2 separate regions of the Homo sapiens genome follow, and region 2 is linked to region 1. A link is a loop called in an ENCODE intact Hi-C map of the cell type or tissue named here. Cell type or tissue: heart left ventricle. All regions are shown on one strand.

The links. A loop is a pair of places that touch in the nucleus more often than their neighbours do. Peaks named below come from ENCODE experiments on the same cell type or tissue, not always from the same donor. Only the 100,000 strongest peaks of a DNase experiment are listed, where the experiment ranks them.
Region 2: a loop joins it to region 1, with 2.1 times the contacts of the local background. A loop is called at or near these places in 6 of 110 quality-filtered maps.

What each region holds. Positions count from the first base shown.
Region 1 is chr1:179,913,676-179,916,175 of GRCh38, forward strand. It overlaps TOR1AIP1 (torsin 1A interacting protein 1), which reads left to right. Exons shown (of 10, transcript NM_015602.4): 9 at 323-379. Among named protein-coding and RNA genes, the nearest start is that of TOR1AIP1, 33 kb to the left of the region's middle. In heart left ventricle, no CTCF peak of the experiment used is centred here; no DNase peak of the experiment used is centred here.
Region 2 is chr1:180,073,981-180,076,480 of GRCh38, forward strand. It overlaps CEP350 (centrosomal protein 350), which reads left to right. Exons shown (of 38, transcript NM_014810.5): 28 at 1,042-1,241. Among named protein-coding and RNA genes, the nearest start is that of QSOX1, 80 kb to the right of the region's middle. RefSeq lists a silencer at 800-1,000. In heart left ventricle, no CTCF peak of the experiment used is centred here; no DNase peak of the experiment used is centred here.

The sequences.
Region 1 (2,500 bases):
CTTTTTATCCCGGAAGTTTCACCAATCCCATTAGATACTTAATGGGTCAAATACTTCCAAACTTTCTCTCAAAACTAATTATTGTGTGCTTTGTACTAGACCCCACCATATGCTGTGAAAAGCTATGAAAGAAATAGGTCATGTGTTTCAAGGAGCTCTCAGTCTAATCGGCACTCAGATATTCTACTTTTTCTTCTGCTTCTGGCTGATCTCTGTCTTCTTTTTTTCCTGGTGGAATTTGTATCTTCTTTGTCTACTAGAAATAAATACTCAAATTATGAAGCATAAGTTGATAGTCTTATTTTATTACTCTCACCATTAGATGACAGCATTCTGAAATCAGAGCTTGGAAACCAGTCACCATCAACCTCCAGCCGACGTAAGTTTATGTATTCAGTTTTTATTAAATATTTCTGTAAAATTGGTATTCCATAATTGTTTAAAAATGTTTTTTGACAGCAGTATGACTCGATGCTATTTGAAGAATCACATTTTAAGCACTTGAGAGGAAAAAGTATATATTCTACTAGCAGTGAAATTCTTTATAGACAAACTTTATGAGACAACATCTGGTATTGCTCTTCACTTAACTGTCTATAAGACCAAAAATAATAGCTAAAATAAGTAAAGCTACTAATACTGTTAACTGAGAAAACCATGCTGAATTGAAAGAAAGTTAGCCAGAGCATGACTTTATGGGATTACAATGGCTTTCGGAGTCTGCAAACCTGTATTTGAACTAGATTGGACCACTTACCTCCTTTACAGCCTTGTGGCAAGTTTCTTTAGTTCTCCAAGTCTTATTGTCCTGAAAGAGTACTAAGAAAATAACTTAATGGGCTGAGCGTGGTGGCTCATGCCTGTAATCTCAGCACTTTGGGAGGCCAAGGCAGGCGGATCATGAGATCAAGAGATCGAAACCATCCTGGCCAACATGGTGAAACCCCATCTCTACTAAAAATACAAAAATTAGCTGGGCGTGGTGGCACACGCCTGTTGTCCCACCTACTCAGGAGGCTGAGGCAGGAGAATCACTTGAACCCAGGAAGCGGAGGTTGCAGTGAGCCGAGATTGTGCCACTGCACTCCAGCCTGGCAACAGAGCGAGACTCTGTCTCAAAAAAAAAAAAAAAAGAAAATAGATTAATGATGATTCTGAAATTTTTTGTTCTTGGTACCGCTTTACACTAGTAAAGTTATTAAGAACCTCAAAGAGCTTTTTGTTGAAAATATGGGTTATGTCTATCCATATGTACCAGGAAATTAAAGTTGAAACATTTTTTAAAATATGTATTAATTTATTTTAAAATAATTTAGCAAGAAGAGTAACAGATCAGATTGCTTTGCATTTTTTCTAATCTCTTTAATGCCTAGCTTTAAAAAATGGATTTGGATTATCATATATGCTTCTGTATGCAGTCTGTTACAATATATTATTTTTGTTGAAGTATCTACAAAAAATCCAGCTTTTATACAGATATGAAAAATTTTAATAGCCTCTTCAGATAATTGTGGCTATTCTTTTTTGAACTCTCCAAAACTCAACAAGTGGTAGTTTCTTAAATGTTACTTGAAATAGGATATCTAAAACCATCTTACTGAGCTTTTAGTACTCTATTACATTAAAAGTCATTGGTCTTTCTTATACTTTGAATGGAGTATCATGCACTGGTCATTTGGAAAACATTGGTTCACTGAGGAATGCAGATTTTCCAAACATTGACACATTAGGAATGTAATAAAAAATATCACATTTGTTAACATCACTGCCAATCTCAAGACTTTAAAAAAGTGTTAAAGGGTGGGGTTCGTGGCCCATGCCTGTAATCCCAACATTTTGGGAGGCCCAGGCGGATGGATCACCTGAGGTCAGGAGTTCAAGACCAGCCTGGCCAACATGGCAAAACCCTGTCTCTACTAGAAATACAAAAACATTAGCTGGGAATGGTGGCACGCACCTGTAATCCCAGCTACTTAGGAGGCTGAGGCAGGAGAATCACTTGAACCTGGGAGGCAGAGGTTGCAGTGAGCCAAGATCGCACCACTTCATGTCATCCTGGGCCACAGAGCGAGACTCCATCTCAGAAAAAAAAAAGAAAGTGTTAAAGTACAATATTGGGAGTTGTCAAGCTCATGGTGGCAGATTTAGGATTCTAAAATCCTAATTTTCACTTGAAAGCAAATATCTGCCAAATACACAAGTCTGACTGTAGTTTGTTACTTGTTCTTTCAAGTAAAAAATAGTATTCCATGAAAAATGTGCTAATTCGCCTTGTAATTCATTTGCACAAAATTCTTTTCCTTGAGACAACCATGGTACTGTATGATGCAGCAGAAGTGCTTTGTGCATACCTTCCATTTGTTCAGAAAGAATATTGACATATGTACTCAAGGATTCAGATTTAATAAGATAAATAATTAACTGCTTCATAAAGGACATTCTTAAGTAAAAGAATGTCCCTTTGTTAAATCTTGAATGCATGGCAGTGAAAAATAACAAT
Region 2 (2,500 bases), 160 kb after region 1:
TTCTCTCTCTCTCTCTTTTTTTTTAATAGCCTGGAGGCCTCTTATCAAATGTCCCATAAATTTTACCTTTTGTTTCCACATTAATTTGACATGATGATGGCTCAAGAAGTAGAGTGACAGCTCTTCTTGTGCTTTTTAGTAAGTGTTTGTGCGATACATGTACGCATTTTTCTTGGTTAGCTACCACTATAGATGTAACACTAGTAATGTGAGCAGCCCACATTTTATTTAGTTGTGGCATCTACATTTGAAGATGGTTTATTAGTAGCCTCTAAACTAAGTAATTTTTCCTAACTCAGTAATTTCTCCTAACCCTCTGGGCCTAAGATATCATTGGCTATTTAAGTTCAGAAATCAGGTTAAATTGAGAATTTGATGCATCCCTTTACTCAAGTAAATAAATAGTTACGTTTATATGCATAAGACATGGACTGTGGTACTCAGTGTTCTCTCCATGAAAAAAAAGATTTACCACTTGACATTGTATCTCTTAGGTAATGAAGAAACAAAACTCATTAGACCTGAAACAAAGCCAGGCAGAAATTTAAAATAAAAGTAAAAAAGGGACATGAACATGTTTTTTGTTTGCTTGCTTGTTTTGGGGCTTTGGGGTTTGTTTTTTATTGTTGTTTTTGGTATTTGTTGTTTCGGGTTTTGTGTGTTTTCTGGTCTGAGCCTTCAGAATACATTCCTTACATCTTCTGTTATGGAAAAGAATAACCTACAAAAAATGAATATCTAAATATGAACATTATCAATTATGGTTGTCTAGATATTCTGAAGGTTTTTTTCCTGAATATACTGTTATCTTTCCTTTGCTAACTTTACAAACCATTATGAGTAAAACATAAATTCCCTCATTTTCTGAACAAGTTGACTCATGAAAGCTTCTATTATCTCAAGCTTTTTTCAGAGAGAAGAGTAGTATGAATGTTCTGCTTTTGCACAGCTTGTTGATAAGGTGGTGAGTGATAGAGCTCTCAAAGTGATCTCTGCATATAGGTTTTTTCTCTCAAACTGTTCTTCATGGTGTGACCATAGGTTTCTGACAAAGCGGGAGCAAAAATTAATGCAACGGCGACAACATGCAGAGGAGCTCCTAGAGTGGAAGCGACGTTTAGATGCAGAAGAAGCAGAAATTCGTCAAATGGAAAAACAAGCTTTGGCTGCCTGGGACAAAGAATTAATAAAACCCAAAACTCCTAAGAAAGAACTGGAGGACCAGAGAACAGAACAGAAAGGTAATAAATACTAACTCTGTTCACACTACAAACTAAAGCCTAACATAATTGAAAGATATATTTCATTACTTTTAAAAATGCGAGGCTGGGCGCAGTGGCTCACGCCTGTAATCCTAACACTTTGGAAGGCCAAGGCCAGAGGATCGCCTGAGGCCAGGAGTTCAAGACCAGCCTGGATGACATAGCAGACCCTGATTCTACAAAAAATTAAAAAATTAGCTGGGTGTGGTGGTACATGCCTATAGTCCTAGCTACTGAGGCAAGAGGCTTGCTTGAGATCAAGGTTACAGAGAGCTATGATCAACCCCACTGTGCTCCAGCCTGGGTGACAGAGTGAGACTCTGTCTCTAAAAATAAAATAAAATTAAAATGCAAATGATTGAGGTGATGCAAATGATGAGAAAGATGATATAACCACAAATGCTGGAGAAATTAGAAAAAAAAAAATTGTGGCTAGGCGCGGTGGCTCATGCCTGTAATCTTAGCACTTTGGGAGTCCGAGGCAGGTGGATTGCCTGAGCTCAGGAGTTTGAGACCAGCCTGAACAACACAGTGAAACCCCGTCTCTACTAAAATACAAAGGAAATTAGCTGGGTGTGGTGGAACACACCTGTAATCCCAGCTACTTGGGAGACTGAGGCAGGAGAATTGCTTGAACCCAGGAGGTGGAGGTCGCAGTGAGCCAACATCGTACCACTGCACTCCAGCCTGGCAACAGCGAGACTCCGTATCTCAAGGAAAAAAAAAAATTGTAATAACTTTATTCCAATACAAACTTGAAAACTTAGAAAAAATGGCTAAATTCTTCTAAAAAATACAACTTACCAAAGCTTACTCAGTAAGATAAGAGAACCCTCCTGATTCTTTCACCAGTAAAGGAATTGTACCCCAGTAACTAAGCATCTTTTTACATAGACCTCATCCATCTTTACCAGTATACTAGATTAAAGGCGGCAGTTGGGGGAAAACCTGGTATTATAGTTCTTTACTTTTCCATAGAATAGAAAAAGAGACATTTCTCAACTCATTTTATGAGGCTAGTATATAAGTTTGATGTTATGTCCATAAAAGGACAGTATCAGAAAAGGAAAGGCCAATCTTACCTATCCTGAATTATGTATTAGCACACCAAGTTCAACTATATATGCAAATCCTAATACTTAATGACAGAGTAGGATTAGCACACATTAAAAAGTTGATAATGTGGTGAATTACCTTACCCAGATTAAAGGAGAAAAATTGATCATCTCAATGGATTC